2 separate regions of the Mus musculus genome follow, and region 2 is linked to region 1. A link is a contact called in ENCODE Hi-C or POLR2A ChIA-PET data. All regions are on one chromosome and are shown on one strand. Each heading gives the region's core, a stretch centred on a gene start or an enhancer-like site at or near the end of the contact. The rest is flanking DNA. Distances are from core to core; before and after follow the strand shown. Region 1 has its middle 35 kb from the start of Eif2s3x. Region 2 holds the start of Eif2s3x (eukaryotic translation initiation factor 2, subunit 3, structural gene X-linked).

Region 1 (4,741 bases), core at 1,303-3,802:
CACATATGCATGCCAACATGCATGGGTGCCACGGCACATGTAGAGGACAACTGAAAGGAGCCAGTTCTCTCCTTCTACCATGCGAGTCTTGAACATTGACCTCAAGTCACGGGGCTTGTCAGCAGGGCACCTTTATCTGCTAAGCCAGCTTACTCCCCAGCCCCTAAATCTTAGTAAGATTTTTAAAGAGCTTGTCCAGGGCTGGAGAGATGGCTCGCAATTGAGAGCAGAAACCCTTCTGCACTAGTCTTCAGGTGGTTCCTAAACACCAATAGCTCAAACTCCAGAGGGAACCAATCTCTGGCTACTCTGGGCACCATCACTCTCATTCAAACACACACACACACACACACACACACACACACACACACACACATAATTAAAAATAATAAAAGCATTGTTCATTTGTCTAATTGTTTTTGTTGTTTTGTTTCTTTTTCGAGACAGGGCCTCTCTACATAGTCCTAGGTGGCCTCAAACTTGCTATGTAGAACAGTCTGGCCTCAAACTCACAAAAATCACCTGCCTCTGCCTCCAGAGTATATACATAAATAATATATATATATTAGGGGCTTGAAAAGTGATGACTGCTCTTGCAAAGGGCCCTGGTTACTAATTCCCGTTCCAGGCGATCCAACACCATTTTTTTGCCCTCAGCAGACACCAGACACACGTGGTCCACAATACAATCATGAATGAAGACAAAATACTCACAAAATAATAGCACTTTTTGGAGGGGGGAGGGCGGTTCAAGACAGGGTTTCTGTATGTAGTCCTGGCTGCCCTGGAATTCTCTGTAGACCAGGTTAGCCTTGAACTCACAGAGATTCACCTGCCTCTTCCTCACAAGTGCTGTGATCAAAGGTGTGCACCACCACCATCTGGTTTAATATATTTTTAAAGATTTTTTTACTTTTAATTATGAGTATATGCGTATTGTCTGGGTATGCAAGTATGTGAGTGGCTGAGGAAGCCAGAGGCATTGTATTCCTCTGGAACTGGTTTTTTTTCTTTTTTTTTTTTTTTTTTTTTTTCGGGGCAGGTTTCTGTGTATAGCTCTGTATAGTTCTGGCTGTCCTGAAACTCACTTTGTAGACCAGGCTGGCCTCGAACTCAGAAATCTGCCTGCCTCTGCCTCCTGAGTGCTGGGATCAGAGGCGTGCGCCACCACGCCCGGCCCTCTGGAATTGTTAAAAGCCAGATTCCGGTCCTCTGAAAGTGCAGTAAATACTTTTAACCGCTGAGTCATATCTGCAGTCCTGACATACATTAAAAAAAAAGATTTATTTATTTATTTATTTATTATGAGCACAGTGTAGCTGTTCTCAGACACACCAGAAGGGAGCATCAGATGGTTGTGAGCCACCATGTGGTTGCTGAGACTTGAACTCAGGACCTCTAGAAGAGCAGCCAGGGCTCTTAACCGCTGAGCCATCTCTCCATCCCGATATACAACATTTTAGAGCATCTTTTTTTCAATTATCCAATTGCTTATTCAATTTATTTTTATTTTTTTGGTGTTTCGAGACAGGGTTTCTCTGTGTATCCCTGGCTGCCCTGGAACTCACTCTGTAAACTAGGTTGGCCTCGAACTCAGAAATCTGCCTGCCTCTGCCTCCCAAGTGCTGGGATTAAAGGCATGTACCTCCACTTCCCGGCACTTATTCAATTTTAAAAATTAAATTTATTTTATTTATAGTGTGTGGAGAGCATTTTCACAGCCCATGTGAATGTCCGAGGGCTTCCATTAGGGTTGGAGGAGACTCTGAAGCGAATTCGGCTGTCAGGCTAGGCAGAAATCATATTTACTGGCTGACTTTCTCACCAAACCCAAAATCATAATATAAAATGTGTTACTGCTGCAGAGACAGATCAATCATTCCACCAGACTACAACCAGACTTAAAATTATAGTTATACATTTTATAGACAGAGTATGCTATCAATGAGAAAAAGGCATTCCTTTTTTGAACAGAAAAAAAAAAATCATTGAACAAAAAGTCACGCCTAAGACATGGACATATTGGGCCCTGGAATAGACAGTTGTGATAGGCAAATTTGAAATAAAAGTGTTTAGTTGTTTAGGAACCAGTGTTTTGGGTTTGTTTTCCCCCTCATCCTTGTAAAAAGGGCAGGGCAGGCAGGCAGACAGCTTCCGCAGCGGCAGCCGTGGCGCCCGGGGCGCCCGCGCCGCGGCGCGCGCGTGCGCAGTCGACACACGGAAGACCCAGCCAGAGCCGATTCGGCCCCCGAGTTCACTTCCTGTATAGTCCCCCCGCCCCTCCTCTTCCGCTACCCGCGCCGCGTCGCCGCCTCCACCGTGGGAGTATCGCATGGCTGGTGGAGACCAGCTCCTCCCTAGTCGCCCGCTGCTTCCCGAAGCGCCGCCGAGCCTGCGTAGTGCGCTACGCCTGGGTGATCGAGCGCGGAAAGAGAGTTGACTCCTTCCGGCCCCAAGCAAGTGGGTGCTGGGCAGACAGGAAGTGACGAGGCTGGGAAAAGGGGTGGGTCCAGCTCTGTCAGTTTGAGAGCGGAGCTGACGTGCTCTAGGTTTTACCCGCTGAGCCATTAGGATGCGGTCTGGCTCCACTGCACACCACGCTCTTCCTCCACGTGGAACGTCTAAAATGAACGAGGAGTGGCCTGTTTTAGTCCCCCTGCTCGTTCCTCCGCCACGGAGGAGTCCTGCTTTTTCTGCTCTGCACTCCAGCCTTGGACAAACAGCCGCCCCGCTGAGCGTGTTCCATCATGCCGCTCTGCTTGGGACGCCTCCGTGGCTTCTTTCCATTTTTTTGCTTGCTCCCCTAAACTATGTCCCATAAGCCTTAAGTTACACATTTTCTTTTGATTCTATTTGGAAAGGAAGATTGATTTTTTTTTCAGGGTTTTAGAGCTACGTTTTCAATTAAGTATTTCGCCAACAGCACATATGACGGGTAATTTTAGAATACAATTTGGGGATGGTGTTTGCAAGGATGCTTGTTGTATTTGGCTTTAGGATGAAGTTTTTTTTTTTTTATCATGTATTAAAACATTCCAGCTTCATCGCTGCAAAGCCATAGTGAATTTGAAATGCTGTGAAGGGCTAAATTAATCTCCAAAGCAATAGATGCCTGTTGGTTAAATTAAAAACCTAAACTCAAGTGGAAGGGAGGAGAGTCTGCTCCTACCAGATTGCTCATTTTCTCTCCTGAAACCTTCACTTTGTTTATTTGGTTAGTGCAGGTTCTCACTATATTTCATGCTGGTCGGAATTCTCTAGGGAACTGACAGAAATCTGGATTTGCCTTCCCAACGACTGGGATTATAGACATGAGCCACCATACCCTGCTAACCCTATGCCTTTTAAAGCACATCGTTTTACTGTGGTGATGGACATCAACGCTATCTGTCTCCAGGGACCTCTGAAGCCTTTTTCGTGACCTGGCTTAGTTTGTGTTTCTTTGTTTTGTTTTGTATCCTGTGGTTTTTCTAATGGATTTTTCAGAACTTTTGCAATTTCACAGCTATCCAACCTCCATGTCCTAAATTTTAAGAACTTAAACTGAGTGCTAGCAAGATGGCTCAACAGTTATAAATGCTTGCTAGGTAAGTCTGATGACCTAGGTTCATAGAGAAAGGAGAACACAGATTACCAAAAGTTGTTCTCTTGACTGGACCGTGGTGGTGCACGCCTTTAATCCCAGCACTTGGGAAGCAGAGGCAGGCGAATGTCTGAGTTCGAGGCCAGCCTGGTCTACAAATTGAGTTCCAAGACAGCCAGGGCTACACAGAGCTACACAGGGCTACCCAGAGAAACCCTGTCTTGAAAATAAAAACAATCCCAGCACTTGGGAGGCAGAGACAGGCCGATTTCTGAGTTCGAGGCCAGCCTGGTCTACAGAGTGAATTCCAGGACAACCAGGGCTATACAGAGAAACCCTGGCACAAAACAGCAACAAACAAACAAACAAAAAGGAAAAAAGCTGTTCTCTGGACTCCATATTCATATCTCTCAAACACTAATAAAAATTTCAAGTTTTTATAAAAAGAATTTTTGTCCTCAGTAGTACTGGATTTAGGACTCAGTTTCCATTGCCAGCAATCACAGCGCTCTGTTACTATAGTCCCAGGGGATTCAAAACCTTCTGCCCCCCCCCCCCCGGCACTATATGCACATGGTACACAGACATACATGCAGGCAAAATGCCCATGCATGCAGAAAAGTTGTGGCACATGTCTTTAATCTCAGCACTTGGGAGGCAGAGGCAGATAGATTTCTGAGTTCGAGGCCAGCCTGGTCTACAGAGTTGAGTTCCAGGACAGCCAGGGCTACACAGAGAAACCCTGTCTCGAAAAACAAAACAAAACAAAACAAAACACCCAAAAACAAAACAAAACTGTAAATTCAAGGTGATGTTATATTCGTACTGACTCAATGGAAGGCCAGCCATCATGACAAAGCTTCAAGTGTTCTCTAAGAAGTCAATGGTCTCTGTGGCTTCAGTATCTCCTGGGTTTTGGTGTCTGTCTCTGCTGCTGTTTCTGATATTTCCCACCTCAAACCCTTCTTACCCTTTGCTGTTCTGTGTAATGACTTAGTGACAGAAAGTGTTGCTTAGTCCTCCCAGCACCCCTCATCTGAGTTTTGAATTTTTGCAATAAAAATGTAAGTACAAAATTTTCTAGGCAATGGTGGCACACATTTTTAATCCCAGCACTCAGGAAGCCAGAGAAGCAGGCAGGTCTCTTGAGTTCAAAGT
Region 2 (4,741 bases), core at 834-3,333, 35 kb before region 1:
TTCACAAAGGAAGAATAACCATCACTGCACAAAACTCCATTATCATTTTCTTCATCAAGATTTTTTGGGACTTCATTTTTTTTCTATGCAATTTTCTCTATGCATAGCCCTGGCTGGCTATTATGCCTGACTTGCCACTTTCTTTTTCTTCTTTCTTTCTTTGGTATTAAGGATTGACTCTAGGGCCTCACAAATGCTCTATTGACTGAAGTGTATCCCAGTCTTTCTGAGTTCCTGCCTGGGCCTCCTGAGTGCTTTTAGTGCTGAGATTACGAGGACCCCAGCACACACAGCAAAAGACTTTTTTATTTTTTTTGGTTTTGAAGACAGGGTTTCTGTGTGTAGTCCTGGTTATCCCAATGTAGACCAGGCTGGCCTCGAACTCAGATATCTGCCTGCCTCCTCCTCCCTAGTGCTGGGATTAAAGGTATATGCCACCACTACCTGGCCAAACATTACATATTTTTATGAAAAAATACCTTAATTGACTGCTATAGCTATTTAGAATGTAAAATGAAAAAAACTGAATATAAGATAAAATCAAAAGGTAAAGGTATAAGGTTAAAGAGGGAAGCTATGGTGGCTCACACCTTTAACCCCAGCACTTGAGAGACAAGTCCTGTATAGTGAGACCCTGTCTCAAACAACAAAAGGTAAAGTTAAAGCCAGGCGTGGTGGCGCACGCCTTTAGTCCCAGCACTTGGGAGGCAGAGGCAGGTGGATTTCTGAGTTCGAGGCCAGCCTGGTCTACAGAGTGAGTTCCAGGACAGCCAGGGCTATACAGAGAAACCCTGTCTCGAAAAACCAAAAAAAAAAAAAAAAAAAAAAAAAAAGGTAAAGTCAAATAAAATACCTTTACTAGATTAGAATACACTACATTTTAGCATTTTGGTTTCTACCATTATTTTTTTTAAGATTATTTATCATATGTATGTGAATATGCTGTCACCGTCTTCAGACACACCAGAAGAGGGCACTCTATCTCATTACAGATGGTTGTGAGTCACCATGTGGTTGCTGGGAATTGAACTCAGGACCTCTGGAAAGGCAGTCAGTCAGTGCTCTTAGCCTCTGAGCCATCTCTCCAGCACCCTGCCACTACTTAAGAACTATGTCCTTAGCCTTAATTTTAAGACAGCGTCCTTATACACAGCCCAGGTTAGCCAGTTCGTGTTTCTGCCTCTTGAGTGCGGAGATTACGTAGGAGCCAGCACTCACATTAAACATCACTTATTTTTAACACAAGAGGAAAAATAAGATGTCTAATGGAGGGTTTCCAAGATTCAGCTTCAGAAAAAAAAAAGTCTGTGGACACCCGGCTTCCAGGCTACATTCACGCGGATACAGACTAATGTCACCATACACCATCTCACTGGCCTTAGAAATTTCTCTAGCGATCAAGGGGTAGGGGAGGTGAGGGGCGGGGGCGAGGTCGGAGAGGACTGGACTCTTCCTCCATCATCTCATCCTCGAACCCTTCCCCAGATCTCCGCGCGAGGGCGCTCTGTGCGAGCTCGCTGGGGACCGCTCCGGTCGAGCGTGGCCAGCCTAGCACGCGGTGCGGTCCAGAGCTCCGGCAAGGCGGAAGAGAACGCCGAGCTGATATAGCTCTATCGCTTTAGTAGATTATAGAAATGGGGAAAACAAATAAATCAATGGAATCAAACAAAAGAGACATTTCTGATTTACACCCAAATGTAAAGACGCCGGCAAGTCTTTTCGGCCAGCTCCCAGCCCCCGCCTCCAAAAGGAAACGGAAATGATTTCTCCGTTCTGAGCTGCGCAGTGTCACATCGATAACCTTCCCCTCGAGGGGCCTTTCCTGGGGCTGCCCTGAGTCTTGCCTGCACAGAAATCCAACAGGACCGAGACGGATACGTTCTGAAACTTTGTATCCTGTTTTCGAGTCAGGTCGCCCGGCGTTCCTGCGCAAATTCAAACAGAGAGAAGTCCGAGCAGTCAGGTCAGTGCTGCATTCGCCATCATTTTCATCAGGTCTATGCCGCAGTCCGCCTTCCCGCCGCTTCCCCTTCGCTCCGCCCAAGGGGCCTACGGTATGTCAGGCGGCTGCCGAGCATTTTCCTTTTCTCTCCGAGCAAGATGGCTGGGGGTGAGGGTGGAGTGACTCTCGGTCAGCCCCATCTTTCCCGACAGGATCTCGCCACATTGGTAGGCCCTGGCTTTGCGGCGGGAGCAGCCCAGTGATCTTGGGGGGTGGGAATGGAGCATCGGAGGGCCTGGAGATGAGGTGGTTCCTGGGTGGCTGGAGCGTGGGCTGAAGGAGCCATCCTAGAGCTGGGCCAGCTAAAGCCTTAGCGTCCAAGGCGTGCGTGCCAGCTCTACCGCCAGTACCTTGTCTAGTCCCCAAACTGGGGAACGATTGTGAGACTTGGAATTCCTGGAGTTAAGCTTTGTTAATAAACAGAATGGAGATGATTAATATAGCGTAGAGTGTATGCTTAGCATCCACGCAGCCCTGAGTTCCATCCGGAGAGGCGCACGCCTGTAATCCTAGCACTTAGGAGATGAAAATAGGAAGATTAGAAGATAAAGGACATTTTTGGCTCTATATCTGGTTGGAGGCCAGTATGAGACTAACGAGACTGTTAAAAAGTTGTTAAGGTTTAAGTCTGTAAAGGATTGGAAATTGGACTATACTGTTCACTGTGTTAGACATTTGAGGACTTGTTATGACTCCAGTATTTGGTGGCCTTTCATCGCCAGACCTCTCTTAGTGAGTGGACTTGTCTTAGTGTGACAATGACACTATAGTCATTATAGTCTTCCCAGTCTTAACAGCATGTTGCCGGCGGGGGGGGGGGGGGGGGGGGGGGCTTTAGCAGGAGAAGAGAGCTGTTCATACGGAGCATACAGTTGTACCCGAGGAATATAAAGTCAAGGGAAAACTTGTGGTTTGTATTGATTATATTTTACAATATATTTCTTTTCAGGATGTTACCAAGTTGACACCACTTTCACATGAAGTTATCAGCAGACAAGCTACAATTAATATTGGTAAGATAGCTTGAAGACTTACTTGACTTACAAGTAATTTTAACCCTTTCTTTTATGTAATTCATTGAGTAATGTGGACATTTATTTGGAAATTGTCCTGAGTAGGTCAGTGTGTCAAAAGAATGCTGTGGTACCCTTACTAACAAAATATTGCTACTTTTTTTTTTTTGAGATATGTATGAAAGAAAAGTTTCATAGTCCAAGGTAGTATGTAATCATAGAGTAGTGAATTATGAGGTACAAATGCACTTTGCTGCCATACGGGATAGTTTATGGCAGTTTTATTTGATATATAAGCTATAATTAAGTCCACTTCTTTCCTCCCCCTTAATTGGCGCCTAGAACTGTTGAGGTATGAATTGGTATTGCTTGAGTATGAATAGGGTATGGTTGGGTTTTTGATGTTGGATTTGGGGAGGAAGTGAGACAGGCTTGCTATGTGTTCCGGCTAGCTATTCTAGGGAGACTGCCTAGCTTGGCATTCACTATGAAGTCTGGGCTGACTTTTAAGTCAAGGCAATCCTTCTCCTCAGACTTCTGAATACAAGGGTTATGAGTGTGTTGTATCAGAGTTTGTCTAATATGACAGTATGATGGCTGTGTGCTTGACATCTTTGGTGTTTTTGTTTTGTTTCGGGGGTGATTTTAGGGGTTTTGTTGTTGTTTTGAACTAGTAGAAGAGTATGTAAATGAATAATTTTTCAGTCAGGATAACAACATTTCAAGTGAACATTTAAACATATTTAATTTTTGTTTGAGATAAGGTCTGTCTACATAGCCCTGGCTGTCCAGGAACTCACTTTGTAGACCAAGCTAAGCTTAAACTCAGAGTTGAAGTGAGTTCTTAGACTGCCTCTGCTCCCCAGGAGCTGGGACTACTCTTTTAAATTTTATTGCATCTCTCCGCATTGTCCAGGCTGGCCTCAAATCCTGCTTCTTACTCCCAAGTATATACTCTACTAAAACTGGTCTGAGAAGCTTGGTTTTTTTCGAGACAGGGTTTCTCTGGCTGTCCTGGACCTCACTCTGTAGACCAGGCTGGCCTTGAACTCAGAAATCCGCCTGCCTCTGCCTCCCAAGTGCTGAGATTGAAGGCGTGCACCACCACCGCCGGGCCTGAGAAGATTTATAATGTGTGGAAAGCAGGACAACTTTTAGGAATTGGTTCTCTCCCTTTCCTATAGGTTCTAGGTATTGGAATCTGGTCCTAAGGCACTTGTGACAAGTGCTTTTACCTGTTGAGTCATTGTCATGATGACAGTTTAGGAATTTATTTTCTTTTTTTTAAAAAAATCACAGAAAATTTTTTTTTGTTTTTGGAGACAGGGTTTCTCTGTATAGCCCTGGCCATCCTGGAACTTTGTAGACCAGGCTGGCCTTGAACTCAGAAATCCGCCTGCCTCTGCCTCCTGAGTGCTGGAATTAAAGGCGTGCCCCGCCTCGCCCAGCTACAGAAATATTTTAAAGACTTATGCTTTTCATTTAATGCCAGGTGTGGGATATGACGCTGCTTCAGTTTATCCACAGAAGTGGACTCTGCTGTAGCAGAGGTGGGATTTTGCTAGCAGCAGATAGTTTCTGCAATTGTGTCCCATTTGGAATTCTGGGGACTTTTCCTTCTGAGGGTAGATAAATGCTAGGACCCCGAGAGACTGGGTTAGTCGTTGGTTGGTCATGCTTTGTTAAGTAGTTGTTAGAAACGAAGAAATTAGATGTCCGACAAGAT

The links. A loop is a pair of places that touch in the nucleus more often than their neighbours do. ChIA-PET counts read pairs that join two places held with the same protein, here RNA polymerase II (POLR2A).
Region 2: a loop to region 1 is called in a map of heart, with 9 times the contacts of the local background. The contact joins the promoter of Eif2s3x here to the enhancer-like site in region 1. A Hi-C loop is called at or near these places in 9 of 37 maps with a recorded cell type or tissue (gastrocnemius, heart and left cerebral cortex). POLR2A ChIA-PET finds 5 or more read pairs at or near these places in 4 of 5 experiments (Patski and embryonic stem cell).

What each region holds. Positions count from the first base shown.
Region 1 is chrX:94,175,667-94,180,407 of GRCm38, reverse strand. No RefSeq gene overlaps it. Among named protein-coding and RNA genes, the nearest start is that of Eif2s3x, 35 kb to the left of the region's middle. Within about 2 kb of position 2,552, at least 1 of the 3 ENCODE cell types and tissues checked has a DNase peak (open chromatin) inside an H3K27ac peak, as active enhancers do; it is heart, where a contact is called at or near this core.
Region 2 is chrX:94,209,993-94,214,733 of GRCm38, reverse strand. It overlaps Eif2s3x (eukaryotic translation initiation factor 2, subunit 3, structural gene X-linked), which reads left to right and starts at 2,083. Exons shown (of 12, transcript NM_012010.3): 1 at 2,083-2,169; 2 at 2,952-3,015. The coding sequence starts at 2,101.